2 separate regions of the Homo sapiens genome follow, and region 1 is linked to region 2. Evidence: chromatin loops called from intact Hi-C (ENCODE). Cell type or tissue: ascending aorta. All regions are shown on one strand. Links, peaks and the distances in the headings refer to the core of each region. The heading gives the core; the rest is flanking DNA.

Region 1 (11,497 bases), core at 3,069-5,568, 210 kb before region 2:
AGCTCCTGCGGGGCAGAGGGCGCATGCGCAGCCCAGTCGTCCGCGCAGGCGCAGACGGTCCGAGGCTACTGAGTTTGCCAGGGGAGTGCGGGAAGAGGGGGTGCAGAGCTGGATGGTGTCCATCCCGGGCTGTTTGTGCCCAGGGGATTTGTACCCACCCTCGTGGACTCTGGGGCCTGCAGCCGTCGTTCTGGGAGTCTGGTGACCCGCGAGGCCGCTCACCCGGCCTGAGGAGGGGGTCGGGCTGCAGATGGTGATGTGCCTGGGAGTGGGTCCTGGCTCCTCTCGGACACCCCCAGCTTATCCCGAATGAAGTTTTCTTTTTATAAAAAAAAAAAAATCCATTTGTATTGCGAAATATAGAACACATCTTTTAAAAAGTGCACAAAACAGTTAAGCAGCTTATTACTTTATCAAAAACATTCCTGAAAAACCACCTCCCAGGGCAAGTAATAAAGCTCCATAGCCTCCCAGAGGCCTCCTGAGCCCTCCCGATACCCGCCCTCCTTAAATTAAAAATATGGTAATCATATTATTGCATTACCATCCAAGCAGCATCCCTAAGCATTATAGTTTAGTTTGCTTTTAAAATAATGCTTATGGCCGGGCGCAGTGGCTCACGCCTGTAATCCCAGCACTTTGGGAGGCCTAGGAGGGTGGATCACCTGAGATCAGGAGTTGGAGACCAACCTGGCCAACTTAGCGAAACCCGGTCCCCACTAAAAATACAAAAATTAGCCGGGCGTGGTGGCGGGCGCGCCTGTAGTCCCAGTTACTTGGGAGGCTGAGGCAGGAGAATCACTTGAACCTAGGAGGCAGAGGTTGCAGTGAGCCGAGATTGCACCACTGCACTCCAGCCTGGGGAACAGAGTGAGACTCCGTCTCAAAATATAATAATAATAATAATAATAATAATAATAATAATAATAATAATAATAATGATGATAATAGGCCGGGCGCAGTGGCTCACGCCTGTAATCCCAGCACTTTGGGAGGCCGAGGCGGGCGGATCACCTGAGGTCACGAGTTCAAGACCAGCTTGGCCAACATGGTGAAACCCCATCTCTACTAAAAATACAAAAATTAGCTGGGCATGGTGGCAGGCGCCTGTAATCCCAGCTACTCAGGAGGCCGAGGCAGGAGAATTGCTTGAACCTGGGAGGCGGAGGTTGCAGTGAGTCGAGATCGCGCCACTGTACTCCAGCCTGGGCGACAGAGTGAAACTCCATCTCAAAATAATAATAATAATAATAATAATAATAATGATACTTATAATAATGTAGCCTACCGTCTGCTCTTGCGTCTGGCATCTTTCACCTCCTCAGCTCCACAGGACTTTTTTTTTATTTTTCTGAGAAGGAGTCTCCCTGCCTCAGCCTCAGCCTCCCAGCTGGGATTGCAGGTGCCCGCCACCACACGGGACTAATTTTTGTACTTTTAGTAGAGGCAGGGTTTCACCACGTTGGCCAAGCTGGTCTCAAACCCCATTCTTTCCAGAATTACACTCTTTCTCTTCCTGTGATCCAGTGCCTGGAAGAGTTGCCTCATATTTTTTGTCTAGTTTTTCTGTAGTTTATGGTGGGAAGGCTAATTCTGTACCGGTTCCTCCACCATAGATGATAGCAGAAGTCACCCATGCTGTGTTTTATTTGAGGGCCTGTGTGTTGAAGTCTCAAAGGCTCCCTCTTGTTAGTTGTTGCCCTGTGATGATGGTGATGGCTGAGAGGCTCATTTACACCAACTAAAAAATGTGCAGACGGAAGGTTAATAAAAGAGTGCCTTTTGCCGGGCGCGGTGGCTCACGCCTGTAATCCCAGCACTTTGGGAGGCTGAGGCGGGTGGATCACGAGGTCAGGAGATCGAGACCATCCTGGCTAACGCGGTGAAACTCTGTCTCTACTAAAAATACAAAAAATTAGCCGGGAATAGTGGCGGGCGCCTGTAGTCCCAGCTACTCGGGAGGCTGAGGCAGGAGAATGGCGTGAACCTGGGAGGCGGAGCTTGCAGGGAGCCAAGATCGTGCCACTGCACTCCAGCCTGGGCGACAGAGCAAGACTCCGTCTCAAAAAAAAAATAAATAAATAAAAATAAAAATAAAAAAGAATAAAAGAGTGCCTTTTATCAACTTGCAGTAAAGAATAAAATTTCATCAGACTAGAATGTTTGTGTGCATATTATTGTTCAGTCTCTTTCATAAGCAGAGCACATGAGGAAAATGATAATCAGCCCCTTTTTTTTTTCCAGAGAGAGGATCTCAATCTGGCACCCAGGCTGGAGTGCAGTGGCATTATCATAGCTCACTGCAGCCTCAACCTCTGGAGCTCAAGCAGTCCTCTGCCTCAGCCTCCCAAGTAGCTGGAACTACAGGCACATGCTATCACACCCAGGTAATATTTTACTTTTTTGTAGAGATGTGGTCTCACCATGTTGCCCAGGCTGGTCTCAAACTACTGGCCTCAAGTAATCCTCCTGCCTTGGCCCACCAAAGTGCTGGGATTTTAGGCGTGAACCACTGCACCTGGCCAGAGGCTTTTATTGAGGGTTTAGTATGAAGAATTATTGTCATGAGTAGCCAGTTAACCTGGGGGCAATCCAGTGTGTTCTCTCTCTAAGGCACAATGGAAGCCACGGATAATCTGAAGGTTGTCAGTACTCACGGAGTTAGCATGGGGTTGCTAATAGTTTAGAGGAATATTTACCAATTAGAGGAATTATTAATGGCATCAAACTATGGAGGACGCCTCAGACACAGCCAAGGACCTAGTAAGGCACACAGGGAGAACGCCATGTGATCATGAAGGAAGAAGGCCAATTCGAGGAATGGTTAATGGCATCAAACTATGACAGCTTAGTGCATTCCATTTATATCAGAGAGAGTCTTGCCGATGGAATCAGAAATACATGAAGTCCTCCAGCCATAACTCCCTGCATCTATCTCCACCTAAAAGGAGAACCTGTCCTTTAGAACAGGAGATACTTCAGGTTTGGTGACTGAAACTCATTCTCCCTTATACAGCGCTTGGATAGGAAATGCCAACATTTGCTTCTCTGACTTTCCTTTTGCTTTGCTCAGGTGACCTTGCGTGTCTCTGCTCTGATCCCTTATAAGTGATCTCAGAGTTGAGCTCCCAGGTGACAACTGTGTTTTCCGTTTTCCTCATTTCCAGCTTCATCAGAAGCACCTCTCTGTAGCTCCAAGTATTGAAGGTAGTCGAGCACGTTAATTCTTCATTGCATTCTAAGCCTAACTTCTATTACAGAATAGTTTGTCTGGCTGTGGGCAGTCCAGCTTTCTCTGTTTCTTTGTCATACTTTCTTTGTAAGGGCACAGCACCCTTTTTTACCCTGGCTGACAAAGACATTGTATAAGGAATTCCTGCTCAGGATGAGTCACTGGACTGGAGATTCGAAGTTCACATATCCTTACAATTTGAAGTTTTCCAGTCGTTGGCTGCTTTGGGGAAGTCAACTTAATTTGGTTCAGCAAAATCAAAGTAACCACTGAAAAGTGTTTGAGGGATAAATCTCTGCAAAATCTGTATTCACTTGCTAGAGCTGCTGTAACAGTGTCACAAACGGAGCAGCTTAGACCGCAGAAATGTGTAATCCCACGATTGTGGAAGTCAGAAGTCTGAGATCAGGGTGTTGGTTGGGTCAGCCCCTTCTGAGAGCCATGAGGGTGAATCTGTTTGGTGCAGCTGTCGTGGCTTCTGGTGTTTTGTTGTTGTTATTGTGTTTTTTTTTTTTTTTGAGATGGAGTTTCACTCTTGTCGCCCAGGCTGGAGTGCAATGGTGCGATCTTCAGCTCACTGCAACCTCCACCTCCTGGGTTCAAATGATTCTCCTGCCTCAGCCTCCCAAATAGCTGGGATTACAGGCGCCGCCACCATACCCAGCTAATGTTTGTATTTTTAGTACATGGGGTTTCACCATGTTGGTCAGGCTAGTCTTGAACTCCTGACTTCAGGTGATCCACCAGCCTCCGCCTCCCAAAGTGCTGGGGTTATAGGCGTGAGCCACCACACTGGCCTGGCTCTGGTGTTTTGCTGAAAATCTGCCTTCATGATCACACGGCATTCTCCCTGTGTGCCTTACTAGGTCACGTAGCTGTGTCAGAGGTGTCCTCCACAGCAAAAGTCGCAGTGGGAGGCAAACCAAACATGAGGTGGTATCTTGCTTTCCCTGCCACAGAAGGACGGGTCATGGTAGTTCCCCAGCAACTCCAGAAATAGCTGGAGCTCGTGCAGCCTAATGAAACTGTGGTGCAGTGGCGTGGGCCCCGGACTTGGAACAAAAAGCCCTGGGGCACCTACGTGACTTAGAGGACCAGTGTCCCCATCTGCAGAATGAGGGCATTAAAACATGTTAAAACATAAAAATGAAGGTGGCTTCTTAAGGTCCCTCCACCGCCAAAGATGAATTCTTTCAGCAACAGGGCAGTCAAGCTTTAATCTGAATTTATAAATGAGCACCATACTGTAAATCCACTAGGGGGCAGTAACTGTTCGCATTTGGATCCACTGATCCGCAGGCCTTGAACTACCATGACACCTTTATTAGGAAAGCAAGAGGCAGGTGGGTGGGATAAGGAATCTGGTTTTCCCCTCCATACCAAGCTACAATAAAGCCTTATGAATCGTGGCCATTTGGGGCAATAAAAAAATGAGTATTTTGTTGTTTTCTGCATCAGCTTGAATTTCCCTGGATTTTACCCTTTACCCATGAGGATGGATCTCTTTTTCTTTTTCTTTTTTCTTTCAGACAGTTTCACTCTGTCACCCAGGCTGGAGTGCAGTGGTGCAATCTCACCTCACTGCAACTGTCGCCTCCCAGGTTCAAGCGATTCTCCTGCCTCAGCCTCCCAAGTAGCTGGAATTACTGGCATGTGCCACCACGCCCGACTACTTTTTGTATTTTTAGTAGAGACGAGGTTTCACCATGTTGGCCAGGCTGTTCTGGAACTCCTGACCTCAAGCGATCCGCCTGCCTCAGCCTCCCAAAGTGCTGGGATTACAGGTGTGAGCCACCGTGCCCGGCCTCATCTCTTTTTCTTAATATGTTACTTGTTAAGTTTCAGAATTTCAGACCTGAAGGGACCCTTTGCAGTTGTGGTGAGTAGCTAGCTCAAGGCAATGGCAAGTAAATGGCAGGACCAGGAATACAAACCATCAAGTCTATTTTCTCAGCTGTATGATGAGACGTGATCTCTGAAGTTCCTTTAGGTCTAAGAGTCTGGCTCTCTGGTCTTCATTATCCAGACTGATTTCTGCTTCCCTGTGGTGGATCTAAGCATTAAATTGGGCTGGTAGGTTGACTTTTCTGAATATGGAGAGCTGGATTATCTAAAACTTTCTCATCAGAATGGAATTTAATTAAATCTTATTAAATCCATTGTATCACATTAAATCTCAAGTTGCATTCATTAAAATGGTAGTTCTCTGGACTTTTGGATTTCACAGAGTAGCAAAATTTGCAAATACGTTTAAGCATTGAGTTAATTTTATTAAGTAAATATGTATGGGTTTTTTTTTAACACCTATCTCTTATTATCCTACTATTATAAAAGACATTTAAACTCAAAAAGAAGAGGGCATGCAATCTCAGAATACGTCAAAGTGACACAAATAAATTCCTTTATGAGGCCAGGCACGGTGGTTCACACCTGTAATCCCAGCACTTTGGGAGGCCGAGGCGGGCGGATCACCTGACGTCAGGAATTAGAGACCAGCCTGGCCAACATGGTGAAACCCTATCAATACTAAAAATACAAAAATTAGCTAGGCATGGTGGTGGGCACCCATAATCCCAGCTACTCAGGAGGCTGAGGCAGGAGAATCACTTGAACCCAGGAGGTAGAGTTTGCAGTGAGCCAAGATTGCACCACTGCACTCCAGCCTGGGCGACAAGAGTGAAACTCCATCTCAAAAAAAAAAAAATTCCTTTATGAAAAACTCATTGCATTGTTCTTATTTTTCTCGTATTGTACAAATCAGTAAAATCCTTGTCAGCCACTGGATCCAGCCTACAGATCAGCCTTGAGAACGTCTGCTTAAAGCAACTGACAATGTTATAAAAGTTCCTCCACAAAAGAGCTCTGCTGCCTGTGAATGCCTCCTTGAAGAGACAATGAAGGCAGAACACATATCCAAGCTGGGCAAAAGAAAACAGTGGGGGTCAAAAAGTATGTCTTTAAAGCTGCACTTCCAAAGAACTTCCTGAGAGATTTGTAATTTCTATTTCTGTATGATAAAACACTATTGGTGAGGCATGGTTGTTCATGCCTGTAATCCCAGCATTTTGAGAGGCCAAGGTGGGCGGATCACCTGAGGTCAGGAGTTCAAAACAAGTCTGGCCAACATGGTGAAACCCCGTCTCTACTAAAAATTAAAAAAAAAATTAAAAAAAAAATTAGCCAGGCATGGTGGTGCATGCCTGTATTCCTAGCTACATGGGAGGCTGAGGCAGGAGAATCGCTTGAACCCGGGACGGGGAGGTTGCAGTGAGCCGAGATCATGCCACTGCATTCCAGCCTGGGTTATGGAGCAAGACTCCCGTCTCATAGGAAAAAAAAACAAACAAAAAAACCCTACATTCTTAAGGCCTAAAATGTACTAAAAATAAAACAGGAAAACAAAAATGGGGGTAGGGTTCCTTCTGTGAATGCAAACATGCTTGACCAATGAGATGTAGTTGAAAACCTAGACCACTGGTACAGACTGAATTGTGTGGACTCTCCATACTCACATACAGCAGATGCAGAGAAGGGCACAGAGGGAGGGAGTGATAAATCTGAAGATAAATGGAGAATTCAGAATTCTCGCTTTGATGTACTCAGTGGCTTTTTGGCAAACCGTCTAATCCCAGTCTGCAGTTTGAAAGAACACGCTATAATTGTTAGCAGCACCCACTCAGATAATGCTGGAACTTGTTTGTAAATAAAGTTCCAGCTTTGACAAACCACATGCTCCTCACAGCCATTTATGCACTTTGCTTCATCTGTCTCTTATACTGTCTGAGAAAAAAATAGAGATGGGGGGTCTCACTATGTTGCTTAGGCTGGACCCGAACTCCTGGACTCCAGCCCATCCACCTGTCACAGGGTGAACCCCCACATTGGAGTTCAGCCCAGGAGGCGACGTGAGTTCTTGGCTTTGCACAGGAAGGAATTCAAGAGTTAACAGAGTAAAGTGAAAGCAAGTTTATTTTAAAAGTAAAGGAGTAAGAGTGGCTATGCCATCGGAAGAGCAGCCGTGAGAGTTGCAGGTTGCTATTTTTATGTTTGTTTCTTGCTCACATGCTAAACAAGGGTGGCTTATTCATGAATTTTCCAGGAAAAGGTCAGAGAATTCCCAGAAATGAGAGTTCCTCCCCTTTTTAGACCATATAGGGTAACTTCCGGATGTTGCCATGGCGTATGTAAGCTGTCGTGTTTCTGGTGGGAGTTTCCTTCACCATGGACAAATCATGGATTATGATTAGTGTATAATGAGCGGTGAGAGGACCAAGGGTCGCTTTCATCACCATCTTGGTTTTGGGGGGTTTTGGCTGGCTCCTTTACCACATCCTGTTTTATCAGGGGGGTCCTTGTGACCTATGTCTTGGGAAACAAGTCCTGCCAAACTCCTATCACACCCCCACCTCAGCATCCCAATAGCACAGAGTGCCCTTGTCTGCATTTGCCACATGTGAGTAGTCACCTGTATTAGTTCATTCCCACACTGCTATGAAGAAATACCTGAGACTGGGTAACTTATATAAAGGAAAGAGGTGTTTTGTTGTTGTTGTTGCTGGTGGTTTTTGTTTGTTTGTTTTTGAGATGGAGTCTCCCTCTCTTACCCAGGCTGGAGTGCAGTGGTACGATCTCGGCTCACTGCAACCTCTGCCTCCCAGGTTCAAGCAATTCTCCTGCCTCAGCCTCCCAGGTAGCCTGGATTACAGGCACCTGCCACCATGCCTGGCTAATTTTTTTGTATTTTTAGTAGAGACAGAGTTTCGCCATGTTGGCCAGGCTGGTTTTGAACTCCTGACCTCAAGTGATCCATCTGCCTCGGCCCCCATGCCTGGCCTAAAGGAAAGAGGTTTAATCGACTCACAGTTCCACAGGGCTGGGGAGGCCTCATGAAACTTATAGTCACGGCAGAAGGGGAAGCAAACACATCCTTCTTCACATGGCGGCAGGAAGGAGAAGAATGAGAGCGAGGGGGTGGGAGGGAAGCCCCTCATAAAACCATCAGAGCTCGTGAGAACTCACTATTGCGAGAACAGCATGAGGGTAACCACCACCAGGATTAAATTATCTCCCACCAGGTCCCTCCCATGACATGTGGGGATTGTGGAAACTACAATTCAAGATGAAATTTGGGTGGGGACACAGCCACATCATACCATCACTAGGAAGATCAAGACGTGATTAAAGGGTTAAAGCTTTCAGTTCCACCCCATGACTTTCAGGGGAGGGAGAGGGGCTGGAGATGTAGTGAATCACTCACGATCAGTGTTTTCCTTAATCATGCCTATGTAATGAAGCTGCCATAAAAACCCTAAATGATGGAGATGGGGTTCAAAGAGCTTCCAGGTTGGTGAATGCATCCACGAACCAGGAGGTTGACACACTCCAAACTCCACAGGGACAAACACTCCTGCATTTGGGACCCTTCCAGAGACCTCTGCCCTGTGTACCTCTTCATCTCACCGTTCATTTGTATCCTTTATAATAAACAGGTAAACATAAGTAAAGTGTTTCCCTGAGTTGTCTGAGCTGTTATAGCAAATTATTGAACATGAAGGGGGCTTAGGGGAACCCTTGATTTATAGCCATGTCAGACGGAACTGTGGGTCACCTGGGGACCCACTACTTGTGTCATCATCTGAAGGGGGAACAGTCTTGTGGGAAGTAAGCTCCTAACCTGTGGGGTCTCCCCTAACTCTGGGTAGTGTCAAATTGAATTAAATTGTGGGAGACCCAGTTGTTGTATGCAGAGTGTTAACAGAAAAACCAAACACTAAAATATTAAAAGAGGTTTATTCTGAGCCAATACGAGTGACCATGGCTTGGGGAACAGTCTCAAAAAGTCCTGAGAATGTGCCCAAGGTTGTTGGGTTATGGTTTGGTTTTATAAATTTTAGGGAGACAGGAATTTTAGGTAAAATCATAAATCAGTGTATACAGACTAAAGAGGTGGGATGTCTTGAAGTGGGGCCTCTATTATAGGTCATTGGTAGGTTCAAAGATTTTCTGATTGGCAATTGGTTGAAAGAGCTAAGCTTTGTCTCAGTAGAAAGAAATGCTTGCAATAAGATAAGGTGGGTTGTGGAGGCCAAGATTCTTGTTATGTAGATGAAGCCTCCTAGGTAGCAGCCCTCAGATAGAATAGATGGTGAATGTCTCTTTTCAGATCTTAAAGGTGTCAAGACCCTAATTTAGCCTTTCCTAGGTCCAGAAAAAGCCTAGAAAGGGAAGGCCTGGCTGCATTGATGAAAATTCTCTGCAGATGCAAATCCCACCCCCACCCCAAAAGACAGCTTTGTAGGGCCATTCCAAAATATTCAAAGACATCTATTTTGGACTAAAATATTTTTATTTCCTTCATGGTTTGCCATCTGTCATGTCATGCTATGCCAGTCAGCCTGGAATTTGGCATCTCACTGCCATAGTTTGTTTACTCAGTCTTATAATCTTTATTTTAATGTTCATGCTGGTCAACTGGGCCTAAACTCCAAAAGGGAGAAGGTGTCATGAAGTGTATCTGACCTCCCTTCCCGTCATGGCTGGGAATTCCATTTTTCAGGTTTCTCTGGGGTCCTCTTGGCCAAGAGGGGATCTATTCAGTTGGATAGGAGGCTTAGAATTTTATTTTTGGTTTACAAGAGAGTTGGAGAATGACTTGGTGTAGGAAACTCACATAGTTGATGTCAGAAGTGTTGTAAAAGTAGAAGGAATGTATTTTTCTTTATATGGATTTCCTACCAGAGTGATGTTTTCTAATTTATAATTATTCCAATTTGAAGAGATCCCACTAGTATTAAAAATGCTGGGCCAGGTGTGATGGCTCATGCCTGTAATCCCTGCACTTTGGGAGGCCAGGGCAGGCAGATAACTGGAGGTCAGGAATTTGAGACCAGCCTCCAACATTGCAAAACCTCCTCTCTACAAAAATACAAAAAAAAGAATTAGCCAGGTCTGGTCGTGGGCGCCTGTAATGCCAGCTACTGAGGAGGCTGAGACAGGAGAACTGCTTGAACCTGGGAGGCGGAAGTTGCAGTGAGCCGAGATCGCACCACTGCACTCCAGCCTGGGCAACGAGCGAAAACTCCATCTCATTAAAAAAAAAAAAAGTGCTGGCCGGGCATGGTGGCTCACGTTGGTAATCCCACCACTTTGCAGGACAAGATGGGAGTATCACTTGGGAGTTTGAGACCAGCCTAGGCAACATAGAAAGACCCCATCTCCACAAAAATAATTTTAAAATTAGCCAGTCATGGTGGCACACAACTGTAGTCTCAGCTACTCAGGAGGCTGAGGTGGGAGGCTCTCTTGAGCCCCAGGACTTCGAGGCTACAGTAAGCTATGATCACACTGTTGAACTCCAGCCTGGGTGACAGAATGAAACCTTGCCCCTACAAAATTAACATTTTTAAAAAGAAACACCGTGTGAGGACTCCCAAGCTCAAATAATTTAGTAAAGTCTTTGATACTAAATATAAAACACGGTCCTTTTTACATTTTGTCAGGGAGCACACTGGTAAGCCTGTGAAACCCATCATAGCTCAGCTTCTTAGCCACCATTGTAGGTTTTTACACGAATTTTTCAGACCTCCTTAATTGTACTGTCAGAAGGATGCATAAATTGAGCTACTTAAATTAAATATTTATGGATTGAATTTTAAGCTTTTAAGCTTGGATTTGATCATACTAGCAGATCTTTCTCCTTATTTATCAAAAATGACAAGCCCAGAAATAGCCCTGGTTGGAGATCAGTATCATTGTGCTCATAAGTTTGGTTTGAGGATAAATTGAGGCCTTGCATAAATAATCTCTCTTCATTATAGCATTGACCATCTTAGCTATATTTTACAGATTCTTCAGATGGCCACAGTGAATGGTTTGGTCATGAGAGTCTTCTCTGGGAAATAAACATACAGCTGGAGATCCCTATTAGGCTGAGGACATAAATAAATCAATGTTTTCTGGTTTGCACTGTAGCTCCAACACGTTAAAAGAAGAGGAGGAGGTGGAGGAGAAGGAGGGAGGGAAAGAGGGACGGGAGGAAAAAAATACACAGAAGAAAATACTCAAATCATAAAAGAAAGTTTAACCCAAAATATATGTGGATTGGAAAGTATTATGGATAAACCCTAAACATAGTTCTTAAAACTGGAAATTTGGCCTGGCATGGGGGCTCACACCTGTAATCCCAGCACTTTGGGAGGTTGAGGCAGGCGGATCACCTGAGGCCAGGAGTTTGAGACCAGCCTACCAACATGGCAAAACCCCATC
Region 2 (11,497 bases), core at 2,623-5,122:
GAAGAAAGAGAGCGATGAGGCAGAGAGCTGGCCAGAAGGAGCCAAGGGGATGCAGGCCAAAAGTACTGCTGCTGTGCCCTGGCCTGGGGACTTGGTGACCAAGCAGAGGGTGAGGAGGAGAGAGCCGAGCAGATGATGGCCAGTGAAGAGCAGGTTTGGGGAGTGGGGCCCAGATGGGGGTTGCTCAGGGCCTGTGGAGACCCTTCATGTGGGTGGCTGAAGATGCTGAGCGACGTCATGCAGGACTGGGGGGAGGAGAGAAGAGGGCATGGGAGAAGGCTCTTAGACGGGGTTGGTTGGCATGCGGCTGAGAACCATGGGGGTTAGTGGGGTCAGAAGGCCTGCATGGATGAAGCAGGGGAGCTGCTGGATGTTGGGAAGCGGGAGGCAGCCAGACCTCAACTCTGGCCTAGTTGGGGGAGGAGTGCCTGGTCTGAGTCCCCAGAAGTAGAGGGAGAGGCATATGCAGAGCCTGCAGAGGGTGGGACTTTGTACACCTGGCATGAGATTAACCAAGCTCTCTTGCCCAGTAGGGGCAAAACAAGGGTTCTAGGGGTACAGCTCAGCTTAGTTCGAGGTCTGTCCCAGGGATGGCTGGGGCCAGCTCCCTTCTCTGCCTGGCTCTGGGTTCCTTTGGAAGCCGGGTGGGGGAAGGGAGGCCTGCCCCTCCCCATGCATCCTCTCAGCTGCTGCATCTTCCCTGTATGCAGGGGTGAGGGAGAGGGGCAAGCCCCAGCCAGCCCCCGTGACCCATTTTGCTTTCCCCTAGCACATGTGCCCTGAGCGGGCTGACCCGCACCTGCCGCCACCGAATCCGGCTCGGGGACTCCAAAAGCCATTACTACATCTCGCCATCTTCCCGGGCCAGGGTGAGTCAGCCTTTGCAAGCGTTACTTGACTCCTTTGGGGCCACCTGGGTGCTGGGACACTGGGCCCTGGGCCTGGGAGTATGAATAGCACTACACCTTGATTTACTTATTTTATTTATTTATTTTTTGAGACAGAGTCTTTGTCACCCAGGCTGGAGTGCAGTGGCACAATCTCAGTTCACTGCAATGTCTGCCTCCCAGGCAGACATTAGCAATTCTCCTGCCTCAGCTTCCCAAGTAGCTGGGATTACAGGCATGTGCCACCACGCCCAGCTAATTTTGTATTTTTAGTAGAGATGGGGTTTCACCACGTTGGCCAGGCTGAACTCGAACTCCTGGCCTTAAGTGATCTGCCTGCCTCGGCCTCCCAAAGTGCTGGGATTATAGGTGTGAGCCACCACGCCCAGCCTTACATCTTGATTTACAGAGCAGGGTACAGGCTCAGAGAGGCGCAGAGACTGACTCGGGCCACACAGCCAAGCCAAGGGCAGTGGTTTGCTATTACGGTGTAACAAATTACTATCAACCTGGTAGCTTAAAATAGCGCAGTTCCCCATGTTGGAGTCTAAGCACTACTTACTTACTGGATTCTCTGCTCAGGGACTTGCAAGGTCGCAGTAAGCTGTCAGCAGACTGTGTTCCTTTCTGGAAGTCAGGGTCCTCCTCAAAACTCACATTGTTGGCAGCATTCAGTTCCTTGTGTTTGAAGGACTGAGGCCCCTATTTTCTTGCTGGCTGCTGGCAAGGGGACACCCTCAGCTTCTAGAGGACACCCGCAGTCCCCTGCCACAGGGCCTTGTTGCACAGGGCAGCTGACTTCAGAGCCATCAGGAGGGCCACTCTCCAGTCGGCTGAGATGCAGCCTTATGTATGAAATGTCATGGGATGACATCGCCCCCCTCTGTCATTCAATGTCACCTAATCCAGGAGTGATGCTAGAGTTCCAGTTAGAGTGCGGGGCTCCTGACGCCCAGACTCAGGTGCTGGCCGAAGCTTTGGAAAAGGTTCAGCGGTGCGTCTGGTGCACCAGCCTTAAGTCGGCCGTGAGTGCCAAGGGGCCTCTAGGAATCCCAGCTCCCACCCTCCCCTGCCGAGTGACCCAGACCAGGACAGGGGTTCTCACCAAGCTGGGGATTGAGGACAGGGATTCCTCTTCCTCTGTCCCTCTGTTGACTCTTAAGAGGATTGAGGGGAACAAGAGAACATGTTTGGAAACACGTTTCCAGTGACACAGCTTGAGGAACCATCTCAGGCCTGCTAGAGGCTCCTCGCAGGGGAGCAGGTCTAAAGGGGACAAATGGTCCCTTTGCTGGCAGCAGACTATACTGTCCTTGATGAACTCCACAAGGCATCCGAGCGTGAGTCCTCCCAGCGGTGTGCTGAGCACCCATTTACCAAAAGGGAGGCTGAGCCTTGGCAGAGGAAAGGGGTGTGTTCAGGGCCACACACCGAGACCTGGGATCCTGGCTCTGAGTCCACTGCAGCCCCTACCCTGTGGATTTGTGCCCACTGAGCCTTGTTCAGTGGCCACTTATCTCCATCACCGCTTTCCAGGCCCAACCATGGCTCAACAGCAGGCCCCACAAAAGATGTTCCCGTGCTCAACAATGTCACCTCTAGCACTTTAAGTCCCTGGCCTGGGTGTCCTGCTGCACTGGATGAAGCTGGGGGTGGGAGATGAGGTGAGGAGGGTCTGAAGTTTTAGGATGTGGTCCCTGCCCTGAAAGACCAAGACATGTGGGGTCCACAGGGAGAAGTGTTTTCTCCCTAGCACACTCCCTGGAGAGGGAAAGCCCCCTCCCTGCTACTCCCTGCTCATGAGCCTCTGTGGGCATCCACTGTCCCTGCTCCTGTCCTGAGCTCTGCCCTGCCCCACCCTCCTGCCGCAGCCTCTCCTCAACCCTCCCTGTGCAGCGGTGTCCCTGCCACGACGGGCTGGTCCCCCGACCTCGCCCCGCTCTCTCGCACCTCCCTATCTTTGCCAGGCCACCACCGTCCCGCCCCTCCCCGAAGCTTCTCCACTCCCCAGCCTGCGGGTGCCCCTCTCACTTGATGTCCCTCCCCAGGAGTGTTGGACATTCAGTAGGGGCTGTTGCGGGCGGGCACAGCCGCCGGCTACCTTCCACCCTGTCTTAGGCTGGGTTCCGAAGAGGCAGAGCCTCACCTGGAGATTGTGTGCAGCTCCCAGGAGAATGAGGGAAGGGACGGGGGAGTCCAGCCAGGATGTGGCCTTAGCTACAGCCCAGCTTCAGCCCCATCCACCGGGCTCTTAGCAGAGTTGATTCCACCCTGAGGCAAGGGGACTGTCCTTTCTATCTCCACACAAGTCAGTCATCGGCTGAGGTCTACAGGAGGAGTGAGTACAGAGGGGGGCACCTCTGAGCCATTAGTGCCCCCACTCTCAGCAGCTGGGAGATGGGGCCCGGGCCTGGGAAGGGGCCCTGGGCCAGGCACCAACAGTACCCTCTCCGTGGTGTGAGTCCTCATAGCAGTGTCTGAGCCAACACAGGGTCCCCGGGGCCTGGCATGGAGCAGGCCTGAGGCCCCAGGGGCCCCGGGCAGCCCAGGTGAGCGGCTTCTGACCCCCTTTCCTTTCCCAGTGTTATCAGTAGCACTGGACTGAGGCCTGGCTGGCCCAAAACTCCAGCATCTGGAGCAAGCCGGCCTGTGAGAGGGCGAGTGTAGACTCCGGGACAGCCTGCCCGGTTCATCTCACAGCTCTGCTGCATGCTGGTTCATTAGCTCCGCCATCTCCGTGATGGATGTCAGCGGCTTTCCCCGGGTGGCTCCGCTTTCCCCCATGTAAGATGGAATAATAAGCGCGTCTGCTCCGTTCGCTGCAGGCGCTTGATGAAATGGCTGCTGCTGCTGCTGCTGCTATTACAGCAGGGCTAGTCATGCTGTTGTTGATTACTACTTGAAAGCCCAGTCCCAGCTGAGTCAGGGAGCACTGCCTGGCTCTGCAGGGACCTGGGGCCTCCTGCTCTGGACTCAGATCCGCCTGTCAGGGGACCCCCAGCGTGGGGCTGGCAGGTCACACCGTCCCCACCTCTGCCCACAGATCACCGCAGTGTGCAACTTCTTCACCTACATCCGCTACATCCAGCAAGGCCTGGTGCGGCAGGACGGTGAGCGCCCCCTGGTGGCCGGTGCAGGGATCGCACACGGGAGTGGGGCTGGATGGGGAAGTGCCCTCTGGGCCCACCTGCCCCTAGTGGAGGCAAGACTCAGCTAGGAGGCTGGGGAGCGGGGAGGGTTGTGGTTTAGTAAAGCGTTCACAAACTTCCTGGGTGCTGAGCTCTGTACCTGAGTCCGTCCGGCTGGTCTTTCTCCTGTCCCCAAACCTCTCCCGGCCCCGCACAAGGGGGCCACCCCTGTGAATCTCTCCCTGGCCCTGGAGGTGGTGGCCCCTCCTCCTGGTCACCTGAACACAGGGTCACCCACCTCCAGCCTTTGCTCCCACTCCACTCCATGCTGGACAGGGCCTCCCTCCACCCCCTCCCCCCACAGCCCATTCTGCAAGGCCTGGCTCCCCGCTCCTCCACCAACCTTTGCTCGCTGCTGAGTCTTCTCCTGAACCAGTCTGGCCCGACCCTCTGAGTAAGGAGCTATCTCCTCTCCATCCTGGGGGTCAAGTCCTCTTGGAGGCCAAGGCCAAGGCATGCTGGGTGTTGACACCTGCTAGGTCCCTGGATGGCCGCTGTGGTCCCCGCCTCACTGCGCAGGGTCCTTGTGAGACCCCAGGGAGGCATCTGTGCCTTGTCTAATGTAGTTCCCAGGTCTGGACCACCGCTGTGGCATGTGACAGCGTGTACCTGCTTGTCTGCGTCGGGCTGTGGGGGTGGCCGTCAGTGTAGTGCAAACAGATCCCTCGGGTGTGGTCGGCACTCAGCAGTTTCCAAGGCTCAAGAGTGGAGCCTCAGAGAGGTCCAGCCACTCACTGAGGTCATCTGTTTTGGGGGCCGGGGACCCTAGGGTGCTGTGCCAGCTGCTCTGTCCAAAGCCACAGGAGGGGACCTGGCCATCTGCCCGAGGTGACCCTGAGCTGTCCCCGACCTGTTCACCCTCTCTCTGCCTGCAGCAGAGCCCATGTTCTGGGAGATCATGAGGTTGCGGAAGGAGATGTCACTGGCCAAGCTCGGCTTCTTCCCCCAGGAGGCTTAGGGCGCGGCCCAGGCCTGAAGGGGAGCTCTGAGACAGAGCAAACACCCACCCCAGAACAAGCCGACACACAGGGAGACGGGGGCCTGGAGCCAGCCCTGAGCCAGAGGCAGAATGGATGGACAGACAGGCCATGGAGGCAGCACTGAGCCAGCACCACACGTCCATCCTGGGACAGACGGGCCTGGACTTCACGGCAAGACCCCCCTCTCTTCCCCACTGGGTTCTGCCACCACCAGGAGGATTTCAAGAAAGCACCAAAGACCAGGGAGCTCGGATCCATACTCGGGGGGCCTCAGCCCTTGGGAGGGGACACCTGAGGCAGCCAGCGCCCCCTCCCCAGTCCCCAGAACTGCCTGCAGGTGCCTTGTTGCTGGCTTGTCTTCAGAAAGGGACTGTTCTGGGTGGCTGGATCTCCAGGGTACCCTCCACCCCAGCTGCCAAGCCCTGGGCCAGCAGCACCCCCTTGTGGCCATCCTGTGCCTTGTTCCCGGTGGCCTCCCTATTGGACTACTAGGAGGGGCTGGCAGGGCCTCCATAGCACAGAATTGCCCCAAAGCCTTGTTAAGATGAGTCAAGACCCCTCCCCCGCTTCCTCCCTTCCTTTCCCCCTTCCTCCCTCCCCCTTCATAAAGGCCTCCCTTGTCACCTTCCCTCCCACCCCGTCTCAGCCCTGTGCTCCTGGAGGCCCTGCTCCCAAAACCGCTGGAAGGACTGGGGCACTTTCTGCCACAGTAGAACACAGACAGGGCTTCAGATCACCCACGCCTGTTTTCAGCTGTGGGTGGCCATGCAGACACGCGCCCTGGCATGTGGGGCCTGGGTGGGCAGGCAGGACCTGGGCCCTCCCACCCATCAGAGCCCACTCAGGACCAGCGTTCGGAGCTCCCACCTGGACGCATCCCTCACCACGTCCGGATTTCCTTCTTTGGATGGAATGTAACGCGATCTCTATTTAATAAAGGCAGGCTTTGTTGGTACAGGCTGGGTGGCCACGCGCCCTCACTCCTGCACCCTGGGGCTCTGGCCAAGGCTTGGGCATCTGAAGGAATGAAACCAAATCCTTTCCCTGCCCGCCCTCGTGCTTGGGATTAAACCCAAATCCTGAAGCCACCCCACCTCCGCCATCACCACTTACTTGCTGTGGGGAGGACTATTTGAGTCCTCCCTTAGTATTCAGAGGGCTGTGGGTTACTGGGGGATGAGCCAGGCCTCCCTCTCCCCGTGGCTGGTGGCCTGCTGTTGGGAAGAACGGCACCAAGGCTGGCTCTCCCACTGCCTCACTGTGGCACCTTGGCCAGGTCCTCCCCTGGGTCTCCTTGCATCCAGCAATGGTTACCTCCAGTCTCACAGAAGCCTGCAGCTCAGAGGCAAAGCATCGAGGCTGCCTGTTGCTCAGTGGGACAGTGGCAGGATTGATTGGTGATGTCTGCTGGAAGCACAGGCGGGGACCATGGAAGCCCAGGTCTTAGACGAGCTCTCAGCAAGGGGCAGCAGTCACAGTTGGAAGAGGTGGGGGTGGCCAGGACCTCTGAGGACCCAGAGTGGGGCTGGGAAGGTGTCTTGTGGTGGCTGAGCCCCTCCCCACCTGTAGGGATGTGGGCCCAGGCCAATAGATGCCTTCTTGGGGTGGTGGAGAGCATAGCAGCTTCTGAGTCGGGTCAGTATCTACTGGGCTGGTGACACCTTGTGGGGACTTCCGTATTGGCCTGAGGCCTTGGTGCCACTCAGCTGGTAGGTCAGGCTAGCTGTGGACTGGCCAGGACCACAGGAAGCCCTCCACCCATGCTGGGGACACCTGTGCTTGAGCTGAGAATGTCCAGGGGGAAGACTGGCAATCAAAAACATACCAGGAACACGCACAGGGCATCAGATGGAAGAGAGGAAAGCAGGCAGGCAAAGGAGGATGTCAGAAAAGGGCGCAAGAGGCTGTGTTCACTGCTGTGATCCCCACAGCCTCTCTTGCGTGGCAGTCGCTTTCTCTCCTCTCTGTCAGTCCTGGGTCAGCTGGGGGGCCAAAGGAAGTTGGAGGTCTGGGCCCTGGAGCTGTCCACCCTACCCCCAGCTTCTGTGCTCCTGGCCCAGCAACACTGAAGACCTAGGAGACACCAGACCACACTCCAGGGGCCAGGCAGAGGGTCCCATACCCCAGACCCGCGCTGCCTGCCCCTGCAATGGCATAGCCTGCTGTCAGACCCCAAGTGGGGTCATAAACAGAGAACTGAAATGCCTGGAGGATGGACATACACTCTCAGTATCTCCCAACGAGAGATAATAGCTGAGCACTGACTGTGCCAGGCATGATTCTAAACCCTTTAAATGATCTAATTCATTTCATCCTCACAGCAACCTTATAGAGTACTATTCTCCCATTTTGCAGATGAGTAGAATGAGGCACACAGAAGTGCCACAGAGGAAATGATGGCCCCGGGATAGGAATCATGAGGCCAGCCCTGGAGCCCACAGTATGAACCAGCATCCTGGATTCCCTTTCCTAGACACCTGCAATGTGCTTAAAGGTGGCTGGGGAGGGTTAGCCGACATCAGCCACGAGGGAGTTGTTCCTCTTAAATGGATTTTCTAGATAACCCACTTGGGCCTCTCTGAGTACCCCTGGCACATGTGAACATTTTAACCCTCTTTGGCCCCCTCTTCAAACCTAGCAACGACTCTGGCCTCTGAGGGTGGAGGCGCTGAGCCGAGACCAGCTGCGCACTGGCGTGCTTCACTCCTGCAGGATGCTTTCCAGTCTGCCAAGACTGTCCTGATGGAACTCCTGCCGGGGCTGTGCACCTGGGCAAAGTCGCTCCTCTCTGGGCTTCAGTTTCCTCATCTGTGAGTTGGAAATATAGGACTAAATGGCTTTCGCAGCCTCCTTGCCTTTTTCATTTTATTACGGTAAAAAACCCATAACTTGTACTACCTTAACTCTTTTTTTTTAATTGTTGTTTTTGTTTTGTTTTGTTTTGAGACGGAGTCTCACTCTGTCACCCAGGCTGGAGTGCGGTGGCGCAATCTAGGCTTACTGCAATCTCCGCCTCCCGGGTTGAAGCAATTCTCCTGCCCCAGCCTCTCAAGTAGCTGGGTCTACAGGCATGAGCCCCTATGCCCAGCTAATTTTTTGTGTGTGAATTTTTTTTTTTTTTTCAGTAGAGACGGGGTTTTACCATGTTGGCCAGGCTGGTCTTGAACTCCTGACCTCAAGTGATCCGCCCGCCTCAGCCTCCCACAGTGCTGGGATTACAGGTGTGAGCCACTGTGCCTGGCCCTCCCTTAACCATTTTTAAGTGTATAGTTCAGTAGTGCTAAGTCCATTTACAGTGTTCCGAAACATCTCCAGAACATTTTCATTTCACAAAACTGAGACTCTGTACCCATTAATCAACCCTCTATTTCCACCTCCTCCCAGCCCCAGGCAACCCCCATTCTACTTTCTATGAATTTCACTGCACGAGGGCCCTCATTTAAGTGGATGATGCAGTATTTGTCCTCTCATTACTGGCTTCTTTCACTTCATGTCCTCAGTGTCCATCTGTTGTAGCATGTGACAGGATTTCCTTCCTTTTTAAGACTGAATAATATTCCATTGTATGCATAGACCACGTTTTATTTTTTATTTTTAATTTTATTATATTATAATTAATTATTACTCCAGGCTGGAGTGCAATGGTGCGATCTCGGCTCACCGCAACCTCCACCTCCTGGGTTCAAGCCTTTCTCCTGCCTCAGCCTCCTGAGTAGCTGGGATTACAGGCATGCGCCACCATGCCTGGCTAATTTTTGTATTTTTAGTAGAGACAGGGTTTCTCCATGTTGGCCATGATGGTCTCAAACTCCTGATCTCAGGTGATCCGCCCGCCTCAGCCTCCCAAAGTGCTGGGATTACAGGTGTGAGCCACCGCGCCTGGCCTGACCACGTTTTGTTTATCCAGTGTCTGTGGATGGACAGTTGTGCTGCCTCACAATGACCTCTTGGCCATTGTGAATAATGCTGCTAAGAAAATAGATGTACAAATATCTCCTCAAGACTCTGCTTTCGGTTCTTTTGGGTATATGCCCAGAAATGGAATTGCTGAATCATAGGCATTTTAAAGCCATTTTCATACTCTTTTCTATAGTTGGCTATAGCACTTCACATTCTTACCCACAATGCACAAGGGTTCTGCATCATTGCCAACACGTGTGATTTGATTTTTTGAGACCAGGTCTCCCTCTGTAGCCCAGGCTGGAGTACAATGGCATGATCTTGGGGCACTACAACCTCTGCTTCCCAGGCTCAAGCGATCCTCCTACCTCAGCCTCCTAAGTAGCTGGGACTACAGGCGCACGCACCACCATGCCCTGCTAGTTTTTTTTTTTTTTTTTTTGTAGAAATAGGGTTTTGTCATGTTGCCCAGGCTGGTCTCGAACCCCTAGGCTCAAGAGATCCTCCCAAAGTGCTGGGATTACAGGCGTGAACCACCATGCCTGGCATGATTTTTTCATTTATGTATTTATTTATTAAAGACGGGGTTCCTGCTATGTTGCCGAGGCTGGTCTTGAACTCCAGGGCTCAAGCAATCCTCCTGCCTCGGCCTCCCAAAGTGGTGGGATTCCAGGCCTTTTTCTTTTTTATAGGAGCCCTCCTAACAAGTGTGAGACAGTATTTCATTGTGGTTTCATTTGCAGCTCTCTGATGATTAGCAATGCTGAGCACCTTTTCGTGTGTGTGTTGCCCATTTGTGTGCAGCCCCTCTTTCCTGAGGAGCATTCTGAGGAGCTCCGCCTGGCCTCCACAGTGATCCCTTCGAGGAGGACTTGGCCAATAGGGCTGTGATCCCTGCCCTCACTCACGGCTCTTGCATGATTCTGTGGCCCCCCCTTCATCTTCCCCATCTCTTCTGGGGGCAGCTGGGGAAAGTGGAGGTTCTAACCTATCACAACCCCCAACCACCTCACACACAGGGGCTGAGACCAGGCCAGGGCTGGCTCCAAGGAAGAAGCCCCTAGGATGGCCACATCTGACCACTCAGGGCTGCTGAAGGTGGGGCCAGGGCCAGGTCCATGCCTTCAGTGGATTTTGGTGCAGGGGATGCATTCCTTCAAGAATCTGCCTTCTCCATTCCTGTGCTGTGTGAACATGGTACGGGGTAGGGGTGCCTGCAGCCCCCTTGGGCCAGGGCCACCAGCCATGCTCTTGCACCCCCACACACATGTGCCAGGTTGGGGTTCCAGGATATGGTCAGTGGGTGCCTCAGTGGAGAGGGCCCAGGCAGCCCCGGTGCCTGATGACATCATGGGCCTTGCTGGATGTCCTGACAAGCAAAGGCAGGAGCTCCTGGTACCAGGGAGAACTCGCCCCCTCTGCCCTTCTGGGGATACTGGTCCTCTTTAGACCAAGACAAAATATTAGCATATCAGAGAAATATACTTAGGGTTTTCTAAGTGCATTTCCCCAACCAGCCGGTCAGCATCACCTGTGAACTGGCCATGTAAGTCTCTGCCTCCACACCAGACCCACCGAATAACCCTCCTGGGTGGTTCTGATGGAAGCCTTTCAGGTGGTTCTGATGGAAGATTGACGACCAGCGCTCTGGAAGTAACTTTAGCCTGATTTGAATTCCTTGCTGCTGTGAACGCTTAACTTTTAGGAACAGGTATATTTATCACAAAGAAATCCGAAGCAATTAGGGGAGCTACCTACACTTTCAAAAGGACTTGAATGTATTTAAATTAAAAAAAGCGGATGGGGCCCGGGTGCAGTGGCTCATGCCTGTAATCCCAGCATTTTGGGAGGCGGGAGGGTCACTTGAGTCCAGGAGTTCAAGACCAGCCTGGGCAACATGGCAAGACCCATTTCTACAAAAATAAAATAACACCAAAAATTAGCCGGGTATGATGGGGCGCGCCTGTAGTCCCAGCTGGGGACTCCCGAGACTGAGGTGGGGGTATCTCCTGAGCTTAGGATGTTGAGGCTGCAGTGAGCCGACATCATGCCACTACACTGCAGCCTGGGCGACAGAGTGAGACTCCTGTCTCAAAACAAAAAAGAGGGGCGGGGAAGCAGTAACAAGCACAGGTGTCCTCAGCCCATGGATGGCAGCGCCCGCCTCCACGCGCCAGTGCCCTCCTGCTCCCCTACCTCCCCCTTGGCCACCCCTGGGCATCCCCAGCCCTGCAGCGCCGAGGGCGGAGGGGAGGCCACCCGCCCCCAGCAGAGGGCTCCGAGAGAGCTGCAGCGGCGGTGGGGGCCCCGCAGAGATTGGGGCCCATGGTTTGAAGGCTGTTCACAGGCACCCCGAGACAGCGTCCCCCCTCTGGGCGCACTGGATTTGACGTTGCAGGACGCGCGGCTGGAAGCCCCCCAGGCCCCGCTGCTCACAGACCGGGACTCCGCCTCCGGTTCCCGAGGGCGTGGCGAGGCGCTGCGGGACGCCCAACAGGTGCGTGTTGTGTCCCCAGGCCCCGCGCTCCGGGTGGAGTCAAGA

The links. Peaks named below come from ENCODE experiments on the same cell type or tissue, not always from the same donor. Only the 100,000 strongest peaks of a DNase experiment are listed, where the experiment ranks them.
Region 1: a loop joins it to region 2, with 7 times the contacts of the local background. A loop is called at or near these places in 68 of 110 quality-filtered maps.

What each region holds. Positions count from the first base shown.
Region 1 is chr11:62,101,182-62,112,678 of GRCh38, reverse strand. No RefSeq gene overlaps it. Among named protein-coding and RNA genes, the nearest start is that of INCENP, 17 kb to the left of the region's middle. RefSeq lists an enhancer at 9,103-9,604. In ascending aorta, for the core only: a CTCF peak has its summit at 4,495 (motif pointing right); no DNase peak of the experiment used is centred there.
Region 2 is chr11:61,891,814-61,903,310 of GRCh38, reverse strand. RAB3IL1 (RAB3A interacting protein like 1) reads left to right here. Exons shown (of 10, transcript NM_013401.4): 8 at 770-869; 9 at 3,931-3,997; 10 at 4,951-6,010. The coding sequence ends at 5,033. It also overlaps a transcript of FADS3 not described here. Among named protein-coding and RNA genes, the nearest start is that of FADS3, 6.0 kb to the right of the region's middle. RefSeq lists enhancers at 3,723-3,792, 2,904-3,875, 3,843-3,892 and silencers at 4,243-4,292, 11,058-11,497. In ascending aorta, for the core only: a CTCF peak has its summit at 4,028 (motif pointing left); a DNase peak (open chromatin) is centred at 4,010; H3K27ac peaks cover 984 bases.